Regions from separate parts of the Mus musculus genome. Here regions 2 and 3 are each linked to region 1. A link is a loop called in an ENCODE intact Hi-C map of the cell type or tissue named here. Cell type or tissue: heart. All regions are shown on one strand. Each heading gives the region's core, and the rest is flanking DNA. Links, peaks and the distances in the headings are about the cores only.

Region 1 (10,447 bases), core at 1,122-9,121:
GCTACTATGCCTACTAAGTTTTCATGACTTACCCACAGGGTAGTAACCATGTATCTCATGAAAAGTAAGTGCTCTGCCTCTCAGGTAGACTGTGAGTGCTTCCAAGCCTCTCTAAACAATGTTCCCAGTGTAACTACTGACAACAGAAAAAGCTGGGAACTGCAAAGTCTATTCCTTCTTTGGAATTCACAATAATCCTTCCATTCACAATTTCCTTACAAATACTATAGCAGTAAATTTTCTAATGCAGTGGTAGCAAATTCAAGTTAGCACTTGCGTGTCTGCCAATCTTTTGTCTGCATTGCTCAGCGCACCTCTGCACTCTTCAGCTGGCTTTTTACCCTGAGCCCAGCCACTTACAATGCCTTTGTTTGAACAGAGCTCCTAGTGAAAACACACCCAACATCAGGACTGTCTTTTCCACCTTGTCATCTTTTGATCCATAAAGATGTTCTCTAATAAATTAAAACACTGTTCTTCCTGCTGCTGTCCTTTGCTGATGGTACCACACACTAGCCATGATACCACTTGACTGACCTCAGAGTAACTCTTTCATTTTTAGGAATATTATGTTTTTTATCTTTTTAATGTATATTCTGTTCTATGGCGCTTTGAAAGGGAGAGAGTTGACTCAAAGTCCTATAAACGTGGTATGACTTGCTCCCCTTTTACAAAGCAAAAGCTGAGAGAAGCCACAGGACCAGTCCCAAACTTGGTGGCAGTAATCCTCCCAAGATAGTACAGTGTGTAACCCAGCTCTTCCAAGGCCGCAGTGCCTTCTACAATGACCTCAACAATGTCTTACTTAATTTTCCTCTAGTCCTTCTGGGTACTTTTTTCTGAACTCGGAAATCAGAGTAGGTTTTTGTTTTTTGGTTTTTTTTTGGGGGGGGGAGGGGTTGTTTTGCAACAGGGTCTCACTCTGCAGCCTGGCTGCTTAGAACTCACTATTGTACACCAGCTGGCCTTGAACTCAGAAATCTACCTGACTATGCCATGACAGCCATGACAGCTGGCCTGAGCAGGTGTTTGGATTTTTTGTATGTATGTGTGTTAATTCTTTTAGGCCCATAGTGTGTGTGTGTGTGTGTGTGTGTGTGTGTGTGTTAATTCTTTTAAGCCCACAGAAAATGGAAAATGTCTGAGCACTTAAAAGACACTAATATCACAGTTTCTATCCACTCCATTTGTCCTACCTGCTCCATAAGACTTCTGAAAACAGAGAGAAGCATAGAAGAAATGCTAAGAGGGAACACACGTGGTGTGTTGGGATTGTAAAAACAAGCTCTTCCCTGAAACACAAGAAGCAGTCACCATTCTTACTTTAGTCCATCTCATCATTTCAGTAACCAGTATTATAAAACTCCTAAGACAGAAGATTGTGAGTAGGGAGAGAAAGAACAGAGAAAAGAGAAGGGTGGGGGAGGGGGGAAAGAGGAGAGGAGAGGCGAAGGACAAAGATTCCAGGTACAGCAGAGAGGTCTTAGCTCTGAGATGTTTACCTTGAAGGGTTCTGGTCTCTAGAGCAAAGGATGGCATGTTGTTAGCCAATCCAGTGAGTATTTTAGACTTTGTGAGCAGGATGGCCTCTGTCACAAGTACTTAGCTCTACCATCGTGTCACACATCAGCCACAGTCACGACGGAAGCAGATAAGCATGGCTCTGTCACTACAAAACATTTACTTTCAAACACAAGCAATGGTTTGGTCACCAGTCTCTGCCTGGCCTAGCTACTGATGCAAGTTTACTGTGTTAGCCAAATGTCCTCTTAACTTCACATGTTCTTATCTGCCTAAAAAAACTAGAAGCAGTTATTACAATGCAGCATGTATCATTTATGGAAATTCACAGAGGTCTTTTTCAACTGTCACCACATGTGTTTAAGGAATTAGTGGCAGGGGCCACACGGGGTCAGGGATGTTAAGAGCCCATGAGGAAAACAGCTGTCAAAAGGTTACACTGCTCAAAACGTCACTGCCCCAGTGCTGCAAAGGACGAGGACTTACCATCTCACCACCCAACAAAGCTGCCCATAGACAAAGAACAAGATAAACTAGGAAATTCACCAGGACAGTGACTATAACTCTTTCTATTTCCTCTTTGCATTAGGCAGATATGCATGCATACACACAGAGACACGCACACATGTACAAACACACCTACAGATTTGTATGGAACACAAAAGTAAAGCAAAAAGAAAAGAACGGCTTCTCACCACCACTTCTATTTTGAAAATTCAATCAATGCTTCCAGGTAAGACCTTTCTTGCCTAAATATACAAACATTTAAAGAGCAAAGGAACTGTTTTCCAACAGTTAAGGTGAAGCAAGCAATGAAGAGCTTCAGTCCTAACAGATCCCTGAGCTGCCCCACCCCCTCTGGCTCTCGTTCACGCCCTTGTTCATTTCATAGCTGATCCTTCCCACCGCTCAACAATGGCCCCACTTAGTTCCTCCATCTGGGGCTCACAGGATGCTTGGCACCCAATAAGTCAGTCTGTGGTCTCTCCCAATTCCTGCAGTCTATCTCCTAATTCAACTTCAGTCTGGAACAGACTGAAAAGACACAGCCCTGTTACAGCTGTTGGATAGGAAACAGTAAAAGATAAAAACTTGGTTTAAAGTCACTGTGGTTAATAAATGACCAAAGTCTGATTCAGCCAGTTTAAAGGCAGCCTTAACAACATGGAACTAAACTAGCACAAGGAAGGAAGCAAGGTGAATAGCTCAGGGATTACACAGGGCAGGGTGAGATAATGCCCAACAGTGAGACAAAGAACAGCTGGTGACCAAGCCCAGTAAGTTTGATAACATGCTCACTCACCAGACGAAAGGGCACAATGCTTAGTTACTTTGCTCCCGACTGTATTTCTAATTTACTACAATTCAGTGAGCTATTTAGTTAATGGCATATTTAATAAATATTTATAGGTCACTTTTTCTGGGCGAGGATAAAGAAGGTCTCTACTATTCTTCTAGAACTTTCTAAAGTACTTTTTGGGGAAAAGGGCATGAGAAAAAGATTCCAATGTAAATTCCATGGTTTAAAGAGGGATGTGACATGTAATGACCAAGTATCTTCTCAAAATGGGTGATAGGCAAACAGGAGATTCTTCCAAGGAATGTATATAGCCTGAGACCTGAACGACAAGACAGGACAAACATGAAAATTTGAAGAAAGTCCATTGCAGACAAAGGCAAGAGCCCAAGGCAAGACTAAGCACTTCATGTTCAGAACATAGAAAGTCAAACCAGTACGATTACAGTATAAGGAGAAAGGAAGTAATTATATTAGAGAAGTAGGCCAAATCATGGCCACAGAAAACCTACCAGGCTAGGGTTAGAGGTGTTCATCTAATGTAGTCGTGGTGAAGAATTCATAGCTTTATTAACACTGACGTGACTACATTTCGAAAAGATGTCCAGTCAAGGGAGCAGAATAAGCTATCAGGATATAAACCACATACAATGAGACCAATTCAGGTTTCTTAAGAAACCAGGGATAAGGTATCTCCCAATAAGACCAGGATAACTGCAGTGAAAACTGAGAGTGGATAAAAGCGTATATATGGTATAAGAAACCCCACTTGGGCTGGGCCTGAGGAGTGAAAGAAAGGCATCTAGAAATGATGTCCAGTGGTTATGTGGACAACAGAGCCGGAGGTGAGAGCTTCCTGGCTAACCCTACTGGGATCTCAAGTAAACAAGACAGGGTCGGGGCAAAGGGGAGAAGGAAAATACAGGCCTATGGGATGCGGCCAACAGCTATGCAAATGAACTTAGAGGACCGTTATCATGAGAAACTTCTCAGTGATAGCGATGAAATCAGTGTGTCTCGGAAGCAGACCATGATCGGGGGCTTGGGTGAGGGGTGGTCCCCAGGCTCTTTCCTACGTGCTGTTCTCCCACAAGTCAGAGCTTGTTGCACACAGCCTTAACCCTCACCACTCGCTCCAGAATTTCACCAAGTCTCATCTGGTCAATGTCAAGGGGTAAGAGCCTTTCTACCAGCATTACAAATGGGGTCTCACTAGTCTATTACAATAGTAACAACCAGAACTGCATGGCTACAGAAACAGAGGGAGCTATCAGACAGGCAGTGACTTATAAGCAAGTGGGGCAGAACAGCTCCGAGAAGGTGAGTAAGCCAGCGAGCTGACTCATGGTTTGAGGCTGAAGTAACTAGGGAAATGGCAGTGCCTTTCACTTATCTGGGAAAGCAGCAGATCCCTGGGTAAACACTCACATGTTCTACTTGGTAAGTTTGATGCTTTTTATGCATCCAAGGAGGTGCGAAGAGACACTGACAGAGCTGGGGTTCAGATGGTAGGACAACACGGTATCAGGCATGCCAGCAAGCTAAGAAGGGACTCGTGGGAGGAACGGGCAACACAGACAGTCACCAGGAGATAATTAGGGAACATGTTCCTGAGAAGTAAGAAGGGATGAGTCCAGTGCATAAGTGAAGGGGGGAGAGCTTTCATGAGAATTTGGTATTCATTATAACAGCTCAAAGACAAATAATCTACAGATACGGGACATTCCAAGGACATGAGAGTAAGGAATCCACGCACTACACTGACTGCATCCACTCTTGTGAGACGTGAGGCAAAGCCATTGACTTCAAATGCCCTGAAGCTTGGAGTCAGAGGATGTGCATCACACGGGGAAAACATATACAAGTTCACTTTGGCTGGTATACTTTCCTAACTAACCTTCATGATAAATTCCAGTTACACTTGGCCTTCACACTCACACAAACCCATGCCACAATAACAAAGCCACTTGTCTAGCTATGCAAGTGTCACCATCTAGTGGTTGAAACTGCATACCAATTTTAAAATGCTGGGAGCGATTATACCCTTTACCTTAGGAAGACAAATCCGAGTTAGAAATAAGTCTAAAAAAAAAAAATTGGAGAAAGTAACTTCTAAAAAGCTTAGCATTATAATAAACCAATACCATAAAAATCCTAATACATAATATCTCACACACATTTATTTTTATGCAATGTAACTTGTTCTGAAATCTTTCAACAATCTTTAAGATGTATGTCGTCACTTATATATGAGGAAACCTGAAACTGGTAGAGAAGTTAATGACCTGCCCAAAATTTATACAGAGAGAAATGATAATTACGGTAAGATCTGAACGGAGGTAAAATTACTTCAAAGTCCACACTCGTAACCATTATAGTCAACTGCCCATCTAAAAAGCATCAGGCATCCTTAGGGCTGGACACAGAAGGAAGCCTTTTGTCATGAAGAATCATTAATACTATGAAGAGAAAATTCAAGTGGCAAAATAAGTCTAAGGCAGTCTTGCCACCATCAAACAAGCAGTAGAAGACTGTATCAAAGAATGAAGACTTCTCTGGGGGAGAGATGACAGTAGCCTATTTGGACAAGACTATATTAATGTGTTCAAACAATTCTACATGCTCAATAAAGCTCAGTGAGGAAATATGAATTTAAAAAACAAGAGAAACTCACAGGGACATAAAAACAAGTAACTTAGTATGTAAAGTGACTTGAAGACAGCAGAAATACAAAAAGGAAAAACAAGCGGCTGTGAAGGGGAAAAGAAAGAAGGAAGGAAGAGAGGGAGGGAGGAAGGGAGGGCAGGTGGGCCAGCGGGCGGGCGGGCCTCAGAGTGCTGCTGCCCAGCAGCCTGCCTACCAGAGAGAGCGAAGAACAACTGGTGTGCAGAAATCTGAAGGGCAGGAAAACACACTGGACAAGGTCGTCACACAATTATAAAAGAATTACAGGGATGAGAGGCCAGGAGACAGCTCAGTCGGGAAAATGCTTGTTGAGTAAGTCTGGTTCCACACTCACACAGACAAATATGCATGCACAGCCACACACAAACATGTACACGTATACACATACTGTTGGGGAAAAGAAAGGCCAGTTTAGCTCAAGGACATGCTAAGGATAAAGGTGACTGACAGGGAGAAGCTGGGTTGTGTGGCTGCTTCTCACTTCAATTTCACTGCTGCTCCTTACATTGCATATCATTCAATGTAATTCAATTACATTCAATATCTTCAGGCATTTTTCAAACCACTAATTCTACGTTTGTTTGGTTTTAAATAGCCAAATTACTTAATTCTACTAAATCCCTTTAATTCTGTTTACTTTCCAAAAGCTATGTATACATTATTCTGAAACAAATGCTAACAGAAAAGAAAAAACTTCATGATCCTAAAGTAAGCCTCTGAGCTAGCTGATTTTAGTGACATGACTCAGGGGTTTAAAACATAGGCAGAAACCATGAGCTATTTTGTTTATCTCTGACGTTGTTATCTTTCCTTGACCACAGAGCATCCTAAGGGACTGTCCTGGCAGGAACCGGTGGCCTTTTCCTCATCACACTTGTGCAGGTCTGAGAAAAGGCAACGCAACAGTGTTCGTGACCTGTAACAGGAGCTGACTGAGAGCTCTAAAGACGGTTCAGTAGATATTTTAAAAGTAATCTCATAAATGAAAAACTTAACATTGGTTTCTTGTAAAACACAATCTGCAAAATTCTCCAAGAGAAATCCTTTTATAAAAAAAATTTTTAAAAAAATTTATTTTATGTATATGAGTACACTGTAGCTGTCTTCAGACACACCAGAAGAGGGCATTGGATCCCATTACAGGTGGTTGTGGGCCACCATGTGGTTGCTGGGAATTGAACTCAGGACCTCTGAAAGAGCAGTCAGTGCTCTTAACCACTGAGCCATCTCTCCAGCCCCAAGAGAAAACCCTTTATGCCTAAAACACCACAAACAACAATACACACACTAGCATTACACTATTACGATCTTAGCTGATGTTAGTAAGGCACTCATGCCTAGATTCCCAACACTCAACAGACTGAAGAAAGAGAACTGACCTGAGCTGGAGATCATCCTGGCCATGTGCAACCCAGTCCCTAAAACAAAAAGCTAAGCTTGGTGGCACACACTTTTCACCCAGCTCTTGGGACAGAGGCAGGCAGATCTCAATGAGTTTGAGGGCATGTTCTAGGGCAGCTCAAGCTATATATATATACAACGAAGCCCTGTCTCAAAGCAAACAAAAAAAAGTTACCTTCCATAAGGATCTATAAGTAACTAATGCTTGCTAGAAGAGGTAAAGACATTTTCTTTAGTAACATAGCCACTAAAATAACCCATGTGCCTATAGCCATCCACCCCATGCACCCATGGAAACCCTAATGAAATTCACTGGGTCATCAAGAGCACAGAGACCAAGGGGATCAGCAAAGGGGGGGAGGAAAGAGAGGCAGCTCACAATACATTATATACACTATATACACATAGGACAATAAAGCCAATGAAACCCATTAGTATGTATAGTTAGTACATTATAATAAAAGGTTTAGTCTAGGCATACAGAATACATCAACTTTAATACAGACAGGACATCTGTCAATGTAAAAAGTTGCACTAGAATAGTGGATGGTGGCACCTGCCAATGACCACAGTGCTCAGGAGGGACAACCAAGATCACAAGTCCCAACAGCCTGAGCTCCATAAGACCTCGGCACCTTGTCTCAAACACTGAAAAGACAAAAAAATAAAAAATCTTTCCTACTCGAGAATTCTTCTATTAACGTATATTCCATACTTAAAGACTTTACTAGGCTAGGGATGTAGCTTGCTTAGGAAAGGGCTTGACCAGCACTGCTGCACCAGATAAAGCTAGACTCAGTGGCTCACACCTGTAATCCTCATACCTGGGAGGTAAAGACAGGAGGGCCAAAAGGTGGAGGACAAACTGGGTTGTAGGAGCCGGTTTTCAAGAGACTGTCTCTTACAGTCACCATTAATTAAGTAATTAATTAATTAAGGTCCATTTTTATTGTCCTCTAATCTTGTTTTCCAGCTACGAAACATTTCTCTGTTCTCCACTGACTTGTGAAGACATTTCATTCCCATTGAAAGATCTAAGCAGGGTAAAGGGAAAGGAAATAGGAAATCAAGGGGAAATAAAGGAAGAAACAGGCACATTTGTAGAAATTTAGCTAGGGAAGGGCTATGAATAAAAGATGCTATTTTCAAGTTCCTGTGTACCCACCACATTTACAAAAGTACTTAAGAATCAACGGTAAGTGGTACAGCAGCATGGCTCTGTAATCCTAGCACTACACAGACTAAGGCGGGGAGGGCAGGGAGCTCAGCTAGGCTACACAGCAAGACTGTCGCAAACAGAAGAAAACCCAATGAGAAAGTGAGAGGACAGTGAGTGACAATGTCACCTCCCTAGACGAACATCAGAGAGTATAATAAAGCACTGTATAGATTGTAATAGAACTATTACAAAATGGCAGTTTTGCAAGTGTCTTTTTGACAAATGAAATCAGATATTTAAAACATGAATCTGTGCTGACTAGTTTTATATCAACTTGATTCGACAGTAGTTTTCAAAGAGGAAACCTCAATTGAGAACACATATCCACCAGACTGGCCAGTGGGCGAGCCTGTGGAACATATTTTCTTGACTGATGTTTGATGTGGAAGGGCCCAGATCACTATGTGTGGTGCCACCCCTAGGTTGATGAAACAAGAGAGCAGGCTGGGCAAACCAGGAGGAGCAAGCCAGTAAGCAGCACTCTCGATGGTATGTTGTCTGCTTCAGCTCCTGCCTCCAGGTTCCTGCATGGAGTGGCTGCTCTGACTTTGTTCAATGATGGACTGCTACCTGGAAGAAATAAGCGCATTCCTTCCAAAGTTGCTTTTGGTCATGGCGTTTCATCACAGCAACAGAAACCCTACCTAAGACAACAGTTGATTCCATTAGAGATCGTGAACCAGAAAAAGTAAACTGTCCTCCACTTACAAAAAGAAAAAAGAAAAGAAAAAAATTCTGGGGCTGGAGAGATAGCTCAGCAGTTAAGAGCACTGTCTGAGAGTCCAACTCCCAACAACCACATGGTGGCTCACAACCACCTGATGCCCTCTTCTGGCATGCAGGCATACACGCAGATAGAGCACTCACACATAAAGTAAAGAAAATCTTTTTTAAAATCTCAAAAGCACACCGTTTGTTTTCAGCCAGCTGAGCCCCTTCATCCTTCAGCTGTTGGCTCCTCTGTTTACAGCCCTCCTGCAGGGTTTCCTTCCTCCGTTTGCTGGCCTGAAGCCAGTTCCCATCCTCGTTCTCAGCTGCATCCTTCTCATCAGCTGCTTCTGCTTCAAACTGCTGGGACGTGGCCTTGGATACCTTCTCGCCAATTCTCCTCTTCCACCCAAAGGAAGCCATTCTGTAAGATTTCAGAAACATAAACTGCTATGAACGTATTCTCATGAGCAGGCGGACGCAGACTACCAGAAGGAGGCTCTCAGCGCCTACCTGTGGGCTGAGGTAGCAATCACCAAGGACTACTAATTTCAAAGGTGACATCTGGACACTACTGCTAACCTCATCTCCTAATGGGAGTGCTGTGCTCTTGCAGACAAACTCTAAATCCCAACAGGCCTCTGCCAATTCATAAAAAACACATGATATGGTGAAGCTTGCTCAAAAAACACATCAGATGTGGGTGAGAGGAAGCAGACAGTGAAGAAAAATAAGATTGTTTCTTCAAGAATGAACAAATGGGAGAAGGGATGGGACTCGGGGGAAAGAAAGGTGGCAACCCAGCCCTTAGGTTAAGAGACTGACAAGACAAAATGGAGCCTAGTGTGCTCTTCTCACTCCTGACTTTAAAACAACACTGAAAGACTACCATATAAAAGACTAAATCACAATACAGACTAGACAGCCAACAGTACAAATAAGCCACTCCTGGATTCTACTTGTCTTCATAATAGTAGGATTGAACTTCAAAAAAACCTTTTCCTTTAAGAACAGCAATGTATTTGCTATGAAACTATATAATACCTAGGAATTCTTCAAAGTCACTAACAGTAAGAAGTGGCATGGAGCGGATGACAGAGCTCACTTCAAGTCACTAAGGAAGCTGGGAGGCAAGCATGGACAACTCGTTGTGCCTCTTTCCTTTCACAAACCCTGAAAGCCTCCCTTAATAGAAGTTTTTTATGCTTTGAGTGGTTTTTGTTGTCTTTTCGAAACAAGACCTACTATTTATACAGACAGCTGTCCTGAAACTCAGAATTATAGCTCAGAGTGGACTCATTATCCTCCTACCTCAGTCTCCCCTATGCTAAAATTACAAGTGTGTGCCACTGCCCCTGACTACAGGAGAGTTGTAGGAGGTTTAAATACTTAATGACTCAACACAACTATTAAGAAAGTCAAAAAAAAAAAAAAAACCATAAAATGGCTTTGTGGGCCTAGTGTGATAGGTGAACGTTAAGGAAAAGGAAGAGTAGCCGATAGAACAAGGCGGACACTGGAAGTCTTCAGTAGTACTTAGCAATAAGACTAAGAAACCCAGTTATTCATGAACTACACAGCTGGGCTTTAAGATACATGAGAATCCCTACAATTAG
Region 2 (10,447 bases), core at 1,566-9,565, 890 kb before region 1:
GTAAGTCAACTAAAATCTTAGTACAGGTGGCAGAGGCTGATAAAGTCTCATTCTTAGTTGAGGAGATATTGTCACCTCATCACTTTGGGGGAGGAAAAGTCAATTTTCTTCAGGAATGCAACCCTTGAAAGGCTGCCCATGCTACAATAGTAGATTCTACATCCATGCACATAGTGAATCTATGAAGCAAATTCAATGAATACTTATTTTAAAAAGGCACCTGAAGCTGTTGGAGAAAAGTGGTTGTACTGGCTAGTTTTGTGTCAACTTGACACAGCTGGGGTTATCACAGAGAAAAGAGCTTCAGTTGAGGAAATGCCTCCATGAGATCCAACTCTAAGGCATTTTCTCAATTAGTGATCAAGGGGGAAAGGCCCCTTGTGGGTGGGACCATCTCTGGGCTGGTAGTCTTGCGTTCTATAAGAGAGCAGGCTGAGCAAGCCAGGGGAGGCAAGCCAGTAAAGAACATCCCTCCATGGCCTCTGCATCAGCTCCTGCTTTCTGACCTGCTTGAGTTCCAGTCCTGCATCCTTTGGTGATCAACAGCAGTATGGAAATGTAAGCCGAATAAACCCTTTCCTCCCCAACTTGCTTCTTGGTCATGATGTTTGTGCAGGAATAGAAACCCTGACTAAGACAAATTGGTACCAGCAGAGTGGGGTATTCCTGTGACAACCTGACCATGTTTTGGGGAGGACTGTGGAAGGACTTTGGAACTTTGGGCTTGAAGATCCATCCGTTGTTAAGAGCTCTGTCGGATGTTGTGTAGGAGCTTGGAAGACAACGTTGAGAACACTGCAGAAGATGGAGGTCTGGTTTGTGAAATTTCAGAGGGAAAATTAAAGACTCTTTTCAGGGCCATTGCTGTTTTGATTGTGAAGATTCTGTAGTTCTGGTTAGCTGGAGCTGAAGAATCAGCTGTGATTAACAAGATACCAGAACTACTAAAGCAAAAACTTTGCATTACTGGGACTATTGATGCTGGTTAGCTGGAGCTAAGAAATTAGCGGTGATTAAGAAGAGACCAGCATCATTGAGGTGACATCTTCTGGGAAGTGTTTTCTGAGAGCACAGTGGCTGTGTTCCAGATATAGCCAAAGTTGTACCTTGTGCTGTGGCTGGACTTGGTAATGTGTAAGGGTCACCCAGGTGGTACTGGTTTTGAAGGCATGAAGGAGTTGAGCAGAGCAGCTGAGGCTTGGCACTGTGAGAGGCCATGGAAGGCCATTGGTGAAAGTGCAGCCTCAGTTGCAATTGATGGCCCAGGACTGAAGGGGTCATGCAGTGTTTTGGAGATGCCAGTACCATGAGATGACCACCAAGAGCAGCAGCAGCAGTGGAGTACAGGCATCTGGAGCCTAGAGGATGACGCGTGTGCTACAAAGGGCATTGCTGGAGAAGTGACCCAAGCCCTTGGAGGAGCCCAGAAGATCGTAAGTTGGATCCCAGACATTGGACGGTTGGAGATTGACTTTTGCTTTTGATTGTGACTGTGCCCTGATATTTTCCCTCTTGAAGGAAGAAGCTGTTTTAGTGGAGCCCACAGTTAAGAGACTTTTAATTGTAAAAAGACTTTGGATTTTAAAAGAGATGGATATTTTAAAGAGATTGAAATTTTAAGAATATGTAAAGACTGTGGGACTTTTAAAGTTATTTGGATCTTGGGGATGAATAAGAATGTAAGGGTTGAGGCTTACTAGTGATGTGTTTGTGTGTCAAGTTGACAAGGGGTCAATTGTACTGGCTAGTTTTGTGTCAACTTGACACAGCTGGGGTTATCACAGAGAAAAGAGCTTCAGTTGAGGAAATGCCTCCATGAGATCCAACTCTAAGGCATTTTCTCAATTAGTGATCAAGGGGGAAAGGCCCCTTGTGGGTGGGACCATCTCTGGGCTGGTAGTCTTGCGTTCTATAAGAGAGCAGGCTGAGCAAGCCAGGGGAGGCAAGCCAGTAAAGAACATCCCTCCATGGCCTCTGCATCAGCTCCTGCTTTCTGACCTGCTTGAGTTCCAGTCCTGCATCCTTTGGTGATCAACAGCAGTATGGAAATGTAAGCCGAATAAACCCTTTCCTCCCCAACTTGCTTCTTGGTCATGATGTTTGTGCAGGAATAGAAACCCTGACTAAGACAGTGGTGGTGGGTAGAAGGGGTAGAGCAAGCCTTGATTGGAAAGGAATGAAGTGTGGATTGGATAGAAATATACCCACTGCATACATGAAATACACATCAAAGTATAAATTAATGCCAAAGTACAATTTGATGCTTTCAGTTTTATGTCAATCAATGTCCTTGAAGTGGAACTTTGTCATATCATGCTAGAAAGTTAGAGTAGAGATGTACATTTTGTCCCTATGATGATCATCTTTCTAAGGAGGAGATGAGAGCAGTCCTTATTTTAATAAATTCCCTCTTCATTGTAGCTATGCCTTTGCTGTTCTGTTCCAGAACAGCTTTCTGTAGAATTTCTTCAATGACTCTGCCATAGTAAAGATTGTTCCTTTGGAGTCTACTAATCCAAATTCTCACAAGTTTTCTATAACCAATCACATATGTCTTGAATTTTGCCTTACTTTTCAAGGCAGTATTCATAGATACATTGTGCTTGGTGCTTAGCTTCTCAGTTTCATTTTTCTTACTGGTTACTTTACAGAAACATCCTAAGCTTTCAACTGTTGTTCACAGTGTCCATCATATACCTTGTAATCTCTTACATCATGTTGGTGATATAGACATCATTGTGGACTCAATGTACCTCAACACTTATCAGTCATCAATCTTTCTATCTTTTAGGAAAAAAAAATCTTAAGTTGCAGTAAAGGCAATTTTAAACTACTGCCTCTCAAAAATCAAGTGAATATTCAAAAGGAGGTATCAACACAGATATTATCATGTTTTAAACCTCAGAGGCATCTCTGTCTCTGGCCAATTTAGGCAGTTGCCTTACAGGCATAAAGTAACAATCCAGTGTAGTGGCATTGTAATTCCAGACCTGAATTTTCATCTTTTTCTTTCCCTTAGCTTTGCTGAGGTATCATTGAAAACTATAAATTATACACGTTGTGATGGTTTGTGTATGCTTGGGCAAGAGAGTGGCACTATTAGGAGGTGTGGCCCTGTTGGAGTAAGTGTGTCACTGTGGGTTTAGACTTTATGACCCTCATCCTAGCTGCCTGGAAGCCAGTCTTCAGTACTAAGTATGAAGTACTTCAGTATGAATATGTAGAACTCTCAGCTCCTCCTGCACCATGCCTGCCTGGATGCTGCCATGTTCCTGCCTTGATGATAATGGGCTGAACCTTTGAAGCTGTTTCAGGTATATAACACAATACCAGTTAGTACTGTTGGCCATGTCTCATATTTGGTCCTTTCTCAGAAGTTTGTGGTCTTCATTTCTTCTATTGTACAACCTCCAACAACAGTTGTCTACTTCATTTTTAAGAGTTTAACTTTAGATTTCACACATGAAATGATGTAAAATTAGTTTATGCATCTTGCTTATTTTACATAGCAAAATATCCACTGGAGTACTCATATGTAGCAAGATTTTTTTAAGGCTGCCCAGCAATATAATGAATGTGTGCATGTGCATATAATCATAGTTTCTTTATCTTTAATACATGAATATTCTATAATACATGAATATATCTATAATATATGAATAATTAATACAAGGCATTAATTATCACATTTGCACATATCTGTATATTTTTCATTATATAATTCATCTTCTAGTGCACACAGATATTTTCTGTATTGATAATTGCAAATAATGCTATGATGCACATAGCTATGTTTTTGAGGTATGAATTCCAATTCCTTTGGATATAGCTAAAGAATTGGAATTGATAAATCAAGTGGTATTTCTATTTTCAGGCCTTCTGAGGAACTTCCACATCTTTTCCATCAATTGAAAAGATACCAGTCCCATCAACAGTGGACAAGAGGTTCCCTTCTGCTATTCTCTTTTCAATATTCATAACAATTTGACTTTTAGATTATGGTCATCTTAAGAAGTGTAGAATAATATTTCATCATAGATTTAATCTGTGTTTTCTTTCCTTTTTATGTACATATGTATATGTGGCATATTGGGTATATTATGCTTGTATGTGTGGGAGTACATATGTGTACAATTATGTATCCTTGTATGTCCATGTGCATATTGAGACTCAGGGTGGACATCAGGAGTCTTCTTTGTTAGATATCCACCTTGTTCAGGCTTGAGTCAGGCTTTCTTAGTTGAACACAGAGCTGCTAATATGAGCTTGGTGCTAATTTAGCTTGTAAATTTTCTCTGGTATTTCCTTGTATGTATCTCCCTTCTGAGCCCTGGAAGTACAAGAAAGGGACACATACCATCAGGTGTTTTATGGGTGCTTGAAATACAGATTCAGGTGTCATTACATTTAGGAAGCAAGTGTTTTCCTGCTAAGCCAGTCTCCTGGCCTTAGCTTCTTATTTTTTCCTCATGGTGACTGAGTTTGAGAAATTTCTCATGTATCGTAGAGTTTCAGTGATCAGAACAACATGGAACTGGCACAAAAAGAGATGTATAAAGCCATGGGACACAGTAAAGCATCCAGAGATAAATCCATAAATACAATCTACTAATTCTGAACAAGGATGCCAGGAATACAAAATAAGAAAATGGCAAGCTGTCAAACTAATGAAGCTCATATACAAAACAATGAAACTGAACCATTAGATTATATAATACACACAAGCTAACAAAAAATGGATGAAGATTTAATTATAGGGCTGGAAACCACAAACATTCTAGAAGAAAACACTGGCACAACTGTACAACTGGTCTTGGCATGATTTTACCAATATTATTTCCCAAAGCATAGGCAATGCAAAACAAAACAACTAAATAGGACTCCGTAAAGTATACATTTCTGAGTTAGTACAATTTGACTTTAAATATCAGTCATCCTACTACATGTAAAGGTATAGCTTATTTTTGCTTTGATTTCCAGATATTTTTTTAAAAAATGTGTGTGTGTGTGTGTGTGTGTGTGTGTGTGTGTGTGTGGTGTGTATAGGCTGAGTATGCCTTGAATTCAACTTGTAGACCTTATAAAGGAAACCAACATGATGCATGAAAATATGTTCAAGCCATTTGTCTAATAGGACATTAATATTTAAAGGGAAATATCTAAAATTGCAAACATTGAGGCAGTTTCAATTGAACAGGCAAGTGCACAGTGGATAACTTTGCAAATTTGGTATATGGATAAACAACAGTTAAATGAAAACTGGTGTGGCATTAAAGCTCTGTTTGCCCATGCTCTATCGTTTTACTTGCCAAAACAAAGCTTTGCTGATTTTGCCGTTCAAAATATGCCTTATCAGCTTCAAAATTACCTTTCATATAGGATTCAGTGGTCCTACACTGGTGACCACGAGATAAGTCAGAGCCCCACAAAGAAATTGTTTAGAGATGCACCAGAGATGTTGTTAACTGGGAGCCATTTAGGAACTGAAAGGAAACCAGGAGTTAAATAATACTTAAACAATATTTAGTTTTACTAGATGCTCTAACATTATTTTGTCCACGTAAAGAGACTATTTCTGTCTTTATGGTGTGATGTTATATGGTCTCTATGTTACTTGGTTTGCCTCTTCGCCTTTCCCTTCCACTCCAGCCCGAAATGACTTGTTGTTCAGCAGCCGATAGAAAGTTGTTTGAGTCAGCTAAAAGATCATCGTGAGCACTTGAGAGTTTTGAGGCCTGAGAAGACAGCCAGCTTGCATGACTAGGTTGGGTGACTTCTTCCTGTTTGCTGACGAATGTTTGCATGTTTGGCAGAATGCGGTTTAAGGGTTGCTTCCATTGTAACAAGCCTTCTGTTGGTAGGAGGCACATAGTGTTCTCTCTCAGCTGGAAGCCTTCCACACAAACCAAAACAAAACTGAAAACAAAACAACGAAAATCCTTCCTAGTTTCTAAAAGGCAAATTTGCCTTACTCTGGTCTGCCTCTGTAAGATTTTATCATTGACTTGCCATTGGAACGTTTTGTTCTCTGGATGTTCTTCTCATAATAATTCACTAAACATCAAAGAGGAACTCCACTGACCCCTTAATAATGAGATGCTTCCCTCTGGCTTCAGACCATGTCTATGAAAAAGTAACTCATTCACGGAGATCTGTCCAGCATGAGCATTTTGTTTGGATTTTAGCTATCTTTTCTCCTGAGTTATGAGGGTGTTTTAGACACACTATGAATCTGATTGAAACACTATTTTTGCAGTGAAATTCAGTAAGTGTGTTTTACCCAGGATCAGTTAGTGTGGTCACTAAACAGGATCCTACCTGAGTGTGTTGTCAGGACACAATACTATAGCTCTCTGGCCACTCTTCCGAGTTCTCTCCTCTGCCCTGTGTGCAGCAGAGGGCAGTAGTGAACTGTGCATTTTATGTGGTTTCTTTCTCCAGAAACACAAACCAAGTCAGTATAATAACAGTAATCTTGAACATGCCCATTATTGAATAATATTTTTTCTTTTGAACAAATCATCATTTACTTAGGTCACACACCCATATATAGCTTTTAATTTCTGATCTGAGACTTAACACTATAATTCATGCAATTTAGGATTTGAATATAGTATTGTTTTGCAAATAGACATTCACAAGTCAAATGTGGACAAGAAAAAATATAATTGTCTTAAGGAAATCTTGAGCATGTGCAATACAGACACACACCCACACATCTCTCTCTCTCTCTCTCTCTCTCTCTCTCTCCATATATATATGTATGTGATGGCATATATAAAATATAAAGCTTATACTCTTCCTCAAGGAAACATGTTCTCCCTTATCATCCTTCCAAGTAAATGAAATGTTTCTTATCAAATATAGTAACATGAATAGAAGATTTCTCCCCATAGGCTTATATATTTAACACTTTGTCCCCATTGCTGGTGCTTTTGGGGGACGCCATGGAAGTTTCAGGACAAGAAACTCACTGCAGGAAGAGCTTTACTGGGGAGGTCTTTGAGAGTAACTAGCCTTCCTTGTTCCATTTCCACATTGCTGTCCAGCTTTCGCTTTTCTGTTGCCCTCTAGGCCTCATGCTTTTGTTGAGCACTGTGGCGCCTTTCTCTCCCATTACTGATTTTCCTTCTCAGTGCTAGGTCAAAATAAACTCTTTCTTTTATAAGTTGCTTTGGTCATTGTGCTTTTATCATGGCAACAAAATCATGACATTGATAAAACTTAAAGATTATAAAATTATATGCTAGGAATGCCTTCCCCACATCTCAGTATCTATTTTTTACTTTCTTTGAGTTTGTTAGTTTCATCTTTTTGCTTTTTTTTTTGTCTGTGTGTATGGGAGGATAGCATACACTGGCTTTCTGAGTGCTGATGATGGCAGAGACACATTACTATACCTTGGTAATTTCAACGTTCTAGCATTTCTTTTAACTCGATACAAGATATGTTTTAACAGGAATGTTTAGTCAATTTACATTGATTCCACAGTAAATTACCTATTCAACATTAAATGCTTTCCTCAGATTGGAGTTCTTCAGTATTTTCCATCTCATTGAAAAGCACAGGCAGTCTCTAGATGGTCCATCTGGGGATCCATCCCATAATCAGCCTCCAAACGCTGACACCATGGCATACACTAGCAAGATTTTGCTGAAAGGACCCTGATATAGCTGTCTCTTGTGAGGCTATGCTGGGGCCTAGCAAACACAGAAGTGGATGCTCACAGTCAGCTATTGGATGGAACACAGGGCCCCCAATGGAGGAGGTAGAGAAAGTACCCAAGGAGCTGAAGGGATCTGCAACCCTATAGGTGGAACAACAATATGAACTAACCAGTACCCCTGAGCTCTTGTCTCTAGCTGCATGTGTATCAGAAGATGGCCTAGTCAGCCATCATTGGGAAGAGAGGCCCATTGGTCTTGCAAACTTTATATGCCTCAGTACAGGGGAACGCCAGGGCCAAGAAATGGGAGTGGGTGGGTGGGGGAGCGGGTGAGAGAGCGTGTGGGGGACTTTTGGGATAGCATTGGAAATGTAAATGAGGAAAATACCTAGTTAAAAAAAAAAAGATATCCTGGACTGCGTGTAACGAATTGTAAAATCTGCCCAATGATCCTGAGAAAGTCATGAAAATTTATAAAGTCGCATTTATAAAGCTAAGATAAAAGCTCTTGCCTCAAAGGGTTTTGTGATCATCGATATTAGTTTCTGGGTATTAAAAAATATCTTATAAACTCTGAAAAAAAAAAAAAGAAAGAAAAGCACCGGCACCAACGCAAACGCGAGTACCTGTCGCAATTCTGTCTCATGCATACCTAGCAAACCTGTCCTGTTTGCAAGTGTTGCTAATTATCCCTCCAACATAAATCCACTTTCCTCTCCCAATCTCCCTAATCCATCACTGTTTCTTATTTAGGTCCTACATGCCTCTGTATTATTTCGTGTCGTATGTTTCCATCGAAAAGCAAAATTTGTATCTTAAAAATGTTAATAATATCATGAAGTCTTTATACTTAAATTTTTGTATGCATTTTTATGACAATTTAGCCTACGTATAAATTTATGCATTCACCCAAACCTATAATTTTACTCTGCATCCCAACTACTCTGAGGACAGTTCTCTCTCTGACTCTTCTGTGCATCCACACTACCTTACTAACATTTAAAGTACCAGGTTCAGTCTTTTGTTCAGGACCTTTGTATTTGCTTTCGCTCTGCTTTTAGCATCTCCTAACCCAGCTTCTAACGTTTTGAGTTCCTTTAATAGGGGATGCCTCCGTTCCTGTAGCTCTACCCCATGAGGGTTTCTTCAACAATTCTGTGGGAGTAAACTACCCTCTACTTTATCTCTTTCACTTAGTCATAGATGGCACCCAAGCTGTAGAAGATATTCCTGAAGATATCACAACACTAAAGTGTTAAGGGAATATATCAATTTTATGAACTTTCATGCATTTCATTGTGCCAATGTGCATGAAAGAGAATCATTTGTCAAGTCAAAAGTCAAAATAATCTAATATTTATGGTGAAACATTTCTTTATCTGAAGAATGTTTTTGTCTGTTAGAATATTGAATATAAGGATACGTGAGAGCAGACAGCTAAGACTAATAAAAGCAAATGAGGAGAGGTGAGGTTTGCATCACCGAGAAAATACAATGAGATTAATGGATGGAGTCATTGGTGAAATACAAGTAAACCTATAGAAACATACACTTCGTATTTACTAAAATGGGTGTGGTGAATGTATAGGAAATGCCCTGTGAAGTTGGAATTATTATCAATTATTCATGGAAATGTACAATAATGACTCTGTGAAAAGCAGTTTGTATTTCCTCCAAAACCTCAACAAAATACCATTTTATGTAACAACTTTACTAATAGGTATGTAAAGGCATTTAAAACTGACTTAATTATGCATCAATATGTAAGACCTGTATGCCACCGTCCATTGCAGCAAAAGCTTAAGACAACTCAATCTTTACCAACAAACATGATGAAATATGGTATGTGTGTATAATGGAGTATTATTTAGTTGTACGAAGGAATGGAATTCTGATATACGTCACAGCAATGAATTTCCCAAGTGGAAAATGCTGTGAGCGATCATGAGGGTATTGGCCATCTGTCTTCATTAGAAAAATACCTATTCAAGTTCTTTGCCTATTTCTTTCAAAATAAAAGCTATTTTCCTATTGTTTGTGTATTTCTGTGCAGGCCTATGATTATGAGTTTGCAAGTGTACATGTGTGCGTGTGTGTGCAAACATGTGTGTGCACGTTTAAGGTGGACGTTAGTCTCAGCTTTTTTGTTTGTTTGTTTGGTTGTTTTTGAAAGAGGGAACCTGGCCATCTTGATGCTATCCAAGTAGACAAGGTTAGCTGACTGCCAGTGATTCACAGAGATATTTGGTCTGTCTCTGCCTCTCCAACAGTGGTATTATGAGCACAGGTCGCCACACCTGGCTTTTTACATAAGTCCTAGGGACTGCATCACATTCTTACAGTTGTTTGGTAAATATTTTACTGTCTGAGCTATGACCCCAGCCCATTTGTCCATTTCTCAGTTGGGTCTGCCTTGTGATTAAGAAGAAAGTTTCCATATGGGATGGATCTCCAGGTGGGGCAGTCTATGGATGGTCATTCCTTCAGTCGCTACTCCACACTTTATCTCTGAAACTCCTTCCATGGGTATTTTGTTCCCCCTTCTAAGAAAGATCGAAATATCCTTACTTTGGTCTTCCTTCTTCTTGAGTTTCATTTGATTTTGCGATGCAGCCCCATAGGAGGAACAACAATATGAAGTAACCAGTACCCCCAGAGCTCCCTTGGACTAAACCATAAATCAAAGAAAACACATGGTGGGACTCATGGCTCCAACTGCATATGTACCAGAGGATGGCCTAGTTAGTCATCAATGGGCGGAGAGGCCCTTGGTCCTGTGAA
Region 3 (10,447 bases), core at 944-8,943, 720 kb before region 1:
TATCAAAATCAAACCTCCTTTCATTTTTAAAAATGCATTTTAATTTTCCTTGTAATAGAGTTACTAGATTAAAATATTATGAACTGTAAGAATGTGCAGATTAAAATATAGTTTTATGATACACTATATAAAAAAAAACACAAAGACTTGCTTTGACTAAAACCAAACTGAAAAAAAATGTACTCATCATTATCTTCCTCTCCTTTGATACAAATGTATGTGTTCAGAACAGAAAGCCAAAAGCCAGACACCAAATTTAACACCTGTCTCCCTTCATAGGGAACAAATAACATCATTTAATAACTTCATCCGTGTGTGGTATCTGTCAAAGAAAATGTATGTGTCATTTTAAAGAAATCAATAAACATTTCCATTCAAGCTAATCAAAAATACCTTAACGATTAGCTAGCTTCCTGGAATAATTATATTATTTAGCAGTGTATGCCAATTGATATTTGGCAAATATTCCATGCTTGTGTAAGAATGAGGTAAGATGTAAAACAATAGAAATGTATTATGCTTTGGCTCAGTCTAGTTCGTGTTTAATTTCCAAAGGAAAGAAGTGTAGTGTAGCTGTAGGCAAGCCTGATGTGTGTGAGTTATAGTCAGTTGGGCTCGCAATGAAAGGCACGACTCACCCTGCACTACACCACAGTCCTTACATGCCTTTCTCTGCACATTCTATAGCTCTGTGTTTATATATTATTCAAGAAGTATGTGTTGGTAAGACATTAACCTTCCATCATGTTATTGTTGGAATCCATGAACTTGCTGTGATGACATAAGCCTGTGAGATTTATGTCATGTGACCTGTTATTTATGTGAGAATGGAGAGACCTGATCAAGGGAGGTACAGTACCCAGACATGGGTAACAGTCAATAGTCTTATTATTATTAATTATTATTATTACTTGTTTATGAGCTTTACTCTTCCTCTCTTCTTCTCAATGGTGGGGGAAGCCATGCCATCAGGAGCTTGCTCACAACTTTGGAATAAGAAAGTACAAGAGGGGTCATCAATGCTCAGATACCTTCTCATTTTGTCTTTGTGATTCAGTACAGAATTCTAGACCATGGAATGGAACCACCCAGACTCTTGGTAGGTATGTCTTTTTTTTCTCCTTCCATCCTCCCTAGAAATGCTCTCATCTAACTCAGCCTCGTTAATGTCCTAGGCTCGATCTTCCCATCTCCCTCCTCCTCCTCCTCCTCCTCCTCCTCTTCCTCCTCTTCCTCCTCTTCCTCCTTCTCTTCTTCCTCCTGCACTCTGTAGATTCCTCAAGAGTCATCAAATTATGATAACATTAGTTAACTGTATAACTCTTACGTGGAGTGGTATGAATTTTAATTTTGGTAAAAAGAGTAATTGATACATCGTCTGTTTGCTTCACTCTAGTCTAGGAGCTGCTGAACTCTAGCTCCACACACTTGAGTGTTTAGGTGTGCTGGATGGTTTAGGAAGGTGGGCAGAGCAATCAAAGTGCTCATAAAGCTCAGTTGTGCTTCTGTAAGGTCTTGTAGCTGTTTCCCTGTGATTGATTAACTTTAAAGGGTCCTCCTCCAAGCCTTGCTTCCAATGGGGAGAAGGTTCCCATGAGACCACCCCTCTTGAGGACCCAGAATTAACATCAGAATTCAGGCAGCATCAGGACAATCTACAACACATAAAGTCACTGATATCATATGTACTTGATGCTGGCATTGGGCAGTGGACCTCAATAGGAAGCTCAGAAAGGGTCTGCAGGAGTTGATTGCATTGTCACTGTGACAAGATATCTGAGAAAGCTCCTCTTAAAATATGGGTTTTTATTTGAAAGTTTTCAAAGTAACAAATTTATATTAAAGAGAAGTGGTTTGTTTTGGCTCATAAAAATAATCAGTTGTGCTGAAATATACATTTACTATTTTGGGCTATCGTTTATTTAATCTTTCAGTTGGGTTATCTAATGACTGATGACAAAAGCAAATAGAACTGTATAGTCTACCAAATTTAAACTCACTACTATTTAATAATTCAAATACCTTGCACTGATATCATTCAGTCCTTGTGAACTCTTATTCATTTCCTCTACTTCCCACTCCCTCTTCATCAAATGTAACATCTCAAAGGAATACTTTCTTAGACATTTATGTTGCAACTTAGATACCAAGATGCCCAAAGCCATGTACATACATATCAGGTCCATGTCACTTCTTTTATACTCCTGCAACCCAAAGGGGATGGTTTTCTCTACAACTTGGCAAAAGTAAATCTGTCTGCTCTGATTTGCTAAGCATTTCTACTCATGTCTCTTTTTGTCTTTATCTATTCTTCCTGTGTTTCATTTGCCAACCTAGTAATCAATCTATGGCTACAGGAAGAGCCAGTTTCTAGTATATCCACCTTGAAATACAGCTTCTGTGCTCTGTCTGCTTTACCCCAACTGCACCATGAACTGGTTCCAAGCCCTGAGTTACCATGGCATAATTCCCCAAACTCTAAGCTTGTCAGAGAATCTTACACAAGTAGCATCTTGCCATTTGTATTTGCAGTGCTTTCCTACCTTGTGGTACACGCTCATATAACTTGTAGTCTCCTCACCTTCTATGCCCTTACATCTGGGCACGCTGTCCTTTCATGCAAAGTCATATTTAAACCCCTATTTACATTTCCCAAATGCCTGCCATAGCTTACTTAACATTCATTACAAACAGAATAATGGCATTGTATTACTTTGTGTATGCCTTTCCTCAGAAACTTATCAAAGTTTTTCAGAACTGCAACAGTCTCAGAAGACCTGCCAACCCTCCCATTCTAAGCTACGTCATTTCCCATGCCAGCCATACCCACCCTAATCCCCTCAATCTGAACTCTTCCCCTCCTTCAAACCCCTATTTAAGGCTTTGTAAACTCCCAAGAAATCCCTCCAGTGAAAACATTTCTCTTAGTTATCTGGTGTCTGATCACTGATGCAGTAGGTGCTAACCTTAGATAAAGATCTTCACATGCAAACCAGACCCACCCCCCCCCTTTTTTTTTTCATGAAAGTCCCTTACAAGAAACTTTACTAATTCAGAGCACTCCACAAACTCTACAGATTTTCTGGCCCTTTCCTTAAAACGTTCTTTCTAGACGTAAGACAATCTGAATAGTCAGATGCATGGAGTTATAGACTTATCAAAGATTTACTTCACAATTAGCTACAATGTCTTCTTTTTACAGAAATGGAAAAGATGTCCTCAAATTTACTGACAAACACGTTGCCAAATAATCATTAATATTCCTTCTGCTTATATACAAGGGCATATCACCATGCTCCTGTCTATTCTCTCCATCCCTCTTCCCTTCTCTCTCAGACACACACACATGCACACATGCACACACACATACACCTATATTACATGGTGTACAGTTATCTCCCATCCTCCCCTAGGTTTCAGAAAGATAGAAATCACAGCTTCTTTTTATTCATTTCTTCTTTTTAAAAACAAACAAAATTCAATCAACTTAGTTTCTTCACTATCAGAAAGAGTGGACATTGGCTGAGTGAGGGGTTCACACTTGCTAATACTCCCTTAAGCTAAACCTGTGGTCTCTCTTCTGTCACCCTGAACTTGTTTCTATTGGCAAAGGTCTCATTCACTCACGTCACCGGTAGTCATATCCAGGGATTTGTGGTCAGAATGGAGTCTAGTGTGCTGTTTCCTCTTATGGTTTTGCTCTATGTTTCTCTAGCTTTTCCCCTGCCAAGAGGTGACTGGAAGTTTCTTGAACAATTGAAACAATGGTCATATCTGCTCACTGGAGAGACAGATACTTCAATAAGATCTGTCATTTTAGGATAACATAGATGACTAATCCTATCCCTTCCTTTCCTGGCTTCAGTGCACGCTTCGTGATCAACAATAACTTCTGTAATTACTTTAAAGAGAATAAAGTTAGCCTTTTCCTCTACTAGGCACAAAAGGCTGTGTTCTCCTTCTCTGTGGCCCTTAATGACACAGGGTATAGAAGGCTGTGTTCTCCCTCTTTGTGGTCCTTGACATGTACCTGAATTGCCCCTGCCCTGTGCCTGCAGTGAACGAAGATGTTGCAGCCTCGTCAATTTTCCTACAAAAGCATTCACTTTCTTAATATTGACTTAAACTATTTTTGAAAGGGCATCAAAAATAGACTCTCTGTGGGAATGAGATACATGAAGCTTTCACGCAAGCCTTAGTTGAAGCTGCATGACATTCACCTGTGTCTCACTACCAGTCCAATGTCTTATAACACCTCCTACTGGGTCAAATGCTTTCACGATTATATCTTAATTGATCAAACATCTTTTCTAAGGTTAGTTTGCTATACTTCTGTTTTGTCTCCATGTAAGAAACAAGTATAGGCAAGTAGGGTTTTGTTTGTTTTTGTTTTACATTGTGTCTTCAAGTTAATCTTAAGAATTTAATATAGATCATATACCTTGATTTTGTAAATGTATTGATGAGGAATTTGTATTCATGAGTAAATATTGATTCCATGAATTGTAACTTGGAATATAAATAAGTATTTATTACCTTTGCCTAGTTTCCTGCTGTGTATAGTTATGGAATACTGAGGATAATTTTTTTCCTCATCCATGAATACTTCTTGGCTCAGGTGTTTATCCACCAGCAGAGGGCACAATGCACATTAAGATTTGGGACTTCAAACTGAACGTCCGTTTCTTCCTGGGTCACCTGCAATCTGTTCATTTACACTCAGGTCATTCCTAAAGACAGCACAACACAGAATCATTCAGATAACACAGCAAAAATGTGTTTTATTGTTTTGATCATCACCTATAGCTAGAGAAGAAAAGAATACCATATCTGTTATGATGAATATGCCGTCTTATTCATAATTTCAGGAAAGATAGGTCCATTCTTTTGTAGTTTTAGTAACCATCATATCGGGGTGTTTAAAAACTCAACATATAATCAGATAAAATTAAAATTCTCATATGTAAACAGTGTATAAATAACATAAGTCTAATCTACATGTTATAACTTTGTATCATAACAAATGCACCCTTTTCAGAATTCTCTTTGTTCTAGAAAAATGTTCAAGGCTTTTCACAAATCATTTATTCTCTCTCAAGGGAGTCTGACTTTGTAATTTGTAAAATATTTTTGTTTATTTAAGTCAAGAAATCTCTGGTTTTCACAGATGTCTTCCATATAAGAAAAAATATTACTGCCCTCAATGCAATCCTTTATTGAAAATTTCCTGGCTGAATACTCATGGGTTACAAAAGAACATGATTGGTAGTCTCCAATAAAACCTCGAAGGAGGAACAGAAAATTGAAATGTCACATTTTGATTAAGTCCTGTCACTTCTACATCTCATATGCATAACCAGAGTGTTTACCTCCTGGTCATATACCAACACAGAATCAGGAGTGCAAACACCTCCTGTCACAGTTAGTGTTGGTCTGAGGAAGAATTCACCCACACACACACACACGCACACACGCACACACATTTATGTACATAAATACAGATAGACACTAGGCCATTATCTTCAAAATTCTTATAAAACAAAATAAACTATAATTTTGGAGATAGCTTAGTTATTAAAGAGCTTACTGTGCAAGCAGAAAGACCTGACTTTGGATCACCAGCATCCACATAAAAAGACAGGCAGGGTAACTTGTATCAGCAGCCTCAGTTCTAGAGAGGCAGAGCCATGAGGAGCCTTGGAGTCCACTGAGCAGCTAGTGTAACCCAATCAGTGAGCTACAGAGTCAATGAGGACCATTTCTTGACCATTTCTTGAAAAATAAAACAAAGACTTCTGGAAGAAGATGCCTGTGGTCTGTAGAAGCACACACATATATGTGCAGATGCACCCACAAACACACATAGGCGCATGCACGGACCAAGAATACGTACATTCACACGAACCACATATATGAATGTTCAGCTAGCAATAGTGCATTACAGACATCATTCACCATTTGCCTCACTAAATATTGTCATCACTAATAAGTTAAGCAGTATGAAATCACTGGCACTTGATCCCTTTTTTGTCTGATTCATTTTTCCTTTATCATTTTATACAATAAAATGTAAAGCAAATAAATTGTCATCTGTCCAATTTATTTTTCTCTATACTCAATTGTTAGTTTTCTGTTTATAATACTATATAGAAATATGTAGTAGTTAGGGATGGGGACCTGGGGGTAGCCACTAGAAAGTCTCAGATACCAGAGAAACAAGAGGCTCACAGGACCCAAAAGAGCTGACTTTAGCCGATATACACAACAAAGAGGAGATAGAACCTGTTGGGAGATAGGGCCACCCACTCATCTCAAAATGTTTAACCCAGAAATGTTCCTGTCTAAACGAAAGACAGGGACAAAATACTGGAACAGAGACTGAAGAGAAGGTCTTCTAGAGACCACCCCACCTAGGGATCCATTCCTTTCTGCAGACACCAAACCCACATACTATTGTTGATGACAAGAAGCGCTTGCTGAGTCCAGTATAGCTGTTCCCCGAGAGGGAACACCTGACCAATACAGATGCAAACACTCAGAGCCAACCATTGAACTGAGCCCAGGAACCCCAATGGAAGAGCTAGGGGAAGGAATGGAGGAGCTGAAGGGGATTGTAACCTTATAAGAAGAACAATATCAACTAACTGGACCACTCAGAGCTCTCAGAGACAAAACAATCAACAAGAGTATACATGGAAATGGCTCCAGATATATATGCAACAGAGGATTGCCTTATCTGATATCAATGGGAGGGGTGCTCCTTGATCCTGTGGATGTTTGATGCCCCAGAGTAAGGGTATGTTATAGGGGTGAGATAGGAGTGGGTAAGTGGGTGGAGGAGCACCCTCATATAGGCAAAGGGGAGGGGGAGAGGGGGAGATTGGGAGTTGTAAAGGATATCACAGGGCAGGGGTATGTCATTTGAAATATAAATAAATAAAATGATTAATAAAAATTAAAACAACATTGTATTAGCATACAAAAAAGTATATTTCCAAACTAACCTTGACTTTCATGTTCTACACTAAAAAAATCTTTGTAGGAGGTTAGATAAAAGTCAGACCATTTTAGGATTGAGTTAGGGATAAACATCTGGCTATTAAATTTCTGGGAAGCATTTGCCCTGAGATTTTTATTTTTAAACATTGTATTAGTTCTTTGTCTACCGTCTCTGTGAGTACCACTTTCTAGGAACCTTGGAATGTTAAAAAAAAGTTTGATCATGCATAATGGAGATCAGTAGCAGTGTATCTTATCAAATGGTAAATAATAATATTATGTATAAGTTTTCATGGCCACTAGAAAGCAGATCCAGTATTTTTGGTGCATAGTTAATAAACACTCATTAACCTTAAATGTTTAAGACGAAAAGACACCAGAAGAGACCACTTTGGCTCTTACACTTGCTTGTCAGATTAAAATGCTCTGGTAATAACGCAATAAGTACTTCAATAATAAAACATTGAGAGGCAAGGTATAAAAAATATAATTGCTGACAACCATGCCTTCCTACCCTTCTCCTTTTGGTATTAAAGCAAAAAGGCCTAAGTCAGGATTCAGGTTGCCTGGGTTCAAATCCAAACTCTGTATCCTCATACTGGAAAGTTGGGAGCAAAGCTTTCTTAAACTCTCCATGTGTCCCTGTTCCCACCTATAAGTTGACATCAGCAGCACACTTACCTGATTGGGAATCACAAGGAGAGACTAGCTCAGGTGTTGCTGTTACAATTAGTTTTTTGATCTTAAACCTGTTTTTGTTTTCCTACAATGATAGCTTAATAAAAAAGGATCTATCTATCCTAAATAATCTGCGCTTCTGTAGTTGAGCTGACATCTTTGTGAATTGACTTCAGGGACATTTCTTAATTCATCTTTCTCACTGTACATTTTGATAATTTTGACTTATGCTTTTCTACCTTGGCTGTCTTTGCTTCCAATAGGTGATGCAATGTAAAAAGGCATCGTTTTCCTCTCACATCAATCTCACAAGCTATGTGAAAGAGTAGTACTGTCCACTACTATGTCTCCCCTTTACATCCGGCATGTTCCAATCGTATTCCTTATACAAACATACACTGTACCTTATAGAAATCACACTTCCTAAAGAAAAAGTTGGGGTAGAGGTTGGATATTATCAATAAAAAAGTATGGATGATTTACATTGTACAACTATGTTGACTATTATCAAAATATATTGAATGAGATTTCCAAAGAAATCTTTGGAAATTAGTGGTGTGGCTCATCCTTAGCATACACTTTTTTTTTCTTTTTTTTTGGTCATTATTTTTTTTTTAATTAGGTATTTTCCTTGTTTACATTTTCAATGCTATCCCAAATGTCCCCCATACCCACCCACTCTCCCCTACCCACCCACTCCCCCTTTTTGGCCCTGGCGTTCCCCTGTACTGGGGCATATAAAGTTTGGTGTCCAATGGGCCTCTCTTTCCAGTGATGGCCGACTAGGCCATCTTTTGATACATATGCAGCTAGAGTCAAGAGCTCCGGGGTACTGGTTAGTTCATAATGTTGTTCCACCTATAGGGTTGCAGATCCCTTTAGCTCCATGGTTACTTTCTCTAGCTCCTCCATTGGGGGCCTTGTGATCCATCCAATAGCTGATTGTGAGCATCCACTTCTGTGTTTGCTAGGCCTCGGCATAGTTTCACAAGAGACATCTCTATCTGGGTCTTTTCAGCAAAATCTTGCTAGTGTATGCAATGGTGTCAGCATTTGGAAGCTGATTATGGGATGGATCCCCGGATATGGCAGTCTCTAGATGGTCCATCCTTTCATCACAGCTCCAAACTTTGTCTCTGTAACTCCTTCCATGGGTGTTTTGTTCCCAATTCTAAGAAGGGGCAAAGTGTCCACACTTTGGTCTTTGGTCTTCTTGAGTTTCATGTGTTTTGCAAATTGTATCTTATATCTTGGGTATACTAAGTTTCTGGGCTAATATCCACTTATCAGTGAGTACATATTGTGTGAGTTCTTTTGTGATTGGGTTACCTCACTCAGGATGATGCCCTCCAGGTCCATCCATTTGCCTAGGAATTTCATAAATTCGTTCTTTTTAATAGCTGAGTAGTACTCCATTGTGTAGATGTACCACATTTTCTGTATCCATTCCTCTGTTGAGGGGCATCTGGGTTCTTTCCAGTTTCTGGCTATTATAAATAAGGCTGCTATGAACATAGTGGAGCATGTGTCCTTATTACCGGTTGGAACATCTTCTGGATATATGCCCAGGAGAAGTATTGCTGGATCCTCTGGTAGTACTATGTCCAATTTTCTGAGGAACAGCCAGACTGATTTCCAGAGTGGTTGTACAAGCTTGCAATCCCACCAACAATGGAGGAGTGTTCCTCATTCTCCACATCCTTGCCAGTGTCTGCTGAATTAGAAAGGACAATCTGCAAATTCATCTGGAATAACAAAAAACCTAGGATAGCAAAAACTCTTCTCAAGGATAAAAGAACCTCTGGTGGAATCACCATGCCTGACCTAAAGCTATACTACAGAGCAATTGTGATAAAAACTGCATGGTACTGGTATAGTGACAGACAAGTAGACCAATGGAATAGAATTGAAGACCCAGAAATGAACCCACACACCTATGGTCACTTGATCTTTGACAAGGGAACAAAAACCATCCAGTGGAAAAAAGACAGCATTTTCAACAAATGGTGCTGGCACAACTGGCAGTTATCATGTAGAAGAATGCGATTTGATCCATTCCTATCTCCTTGTACTAAGGTCAAATCTAAGTGGATGAAGGAACTCCACATAAAACCAGAGACACTGAAACTTATAGAGGAGAAAGTAGGGAAAACCCTTGAAGATATGAGTACAGGGGAAAAATTCCTGAATAGAACAGCAATGGTTTGTGCTGTAAGATCGAGAATCGGCAAATGGGACCTCATAAAATTGCAAAGCATCTGCAAGGCAAAAGACACTGTCAATAAGACAAAAAGGCCACCAACAGATTGGGAAAGGATCTTTACCTATCCTAAATCAGATAGGGGACTAATATCCAATATATATATATATATATATATATATATATATATATATATATATATATAAAGAACTCAAGAAGGTGGACCCCAGAAAATCAAATAACCCCATTATAAAATGGGGCTCAGAGCTAAACAAAGAATTCTCACTTGAGGAATACCGAATGGCAGAGAAGCACCTGAAAAAATGTTCAACATCCTTAATCATCAGGGAAATGCAAATCAAAACAACCCTGAGATTCCACCTCACTCCAAAGAATTAATAAAAATATGTTGTGTTCCTTATTAACGACAACTGTTTGATCCACACTGACAGATGACTGTGGCTTCTCATTTCCATTAAATTCTTAGGGGTTACTGGTGCTATTGATCATTTCCCTTGTATTAGAGTACTGACCAGCTCCAATTTCTACCTTAGGTTCAATGCTATTACA

Evidence for each region. Hi-C counts contacts between places; a loop is a spot of excess contacts. Peaks named below come from ENCODE experiments on the same cell type or tissue, not always from the same donor. Only the 100,000 strongest peaks of a DNase experiment are listed, where the experiment ranks them.
Region 2: it touches region 1 in a loop (7-fold over the local background); 13 of 42 quality-filtered maps call a loop at or near these places.
Region 3: it touches region 1 in a loop (6-fold over the local background); 4 of 42 quality-filtered maps call a loop at or near these places.

What each region holds. Positions count from the first base shown.
Region 1 is chr15:5,188,390-5,198,836 of GRCm38, reverse strand. Ttc33 (tetratricopeptide repeat domain 33) reads right to left here. Exons shown (of 5, transcript NM_026213.3): 2 at 9,034-9,255. The coding sequence starts at 9,254. Among named protein-coding and RNA genes, the nearest start is that of Ttc33, 8.1 kb to the right of the region's middle. In heart, for the core only: CTCF peaks have their summits at 4,808 (motif pointing left) and 8,961 (motif pointing left); DNase peaks (open chromatin) are centred at 1,946 and 2,436; H3K27ac peaks cover 355 bases.
Region 2 is chr15:6,076,859-6,087,305 of GRCm38, reverse strand. No RefSeq gene overlaps it. Among named protein-coding and RNA genes, the nearest start is that of Gm41259, 37 kb to the right of the region's middle. In heart, for the core only: a CTCF peak has its summit at 6,387 (motif pointing right); a DNase peak (open chromatin) is centred at 5,795.
Region 3 is chr15:5,909,655-5,920,101 of GRCm38, reverse strand. No RefSeq gene overlaps it. Among named protein-coding and RNA genes, the nearest start is that of Gm41259, 130 kb to the left of the region's middle. In heart, for the core only: a CTCF peak has its summit at 4,629 (motif pointing right); no DNase peak of the experiment used is centred there.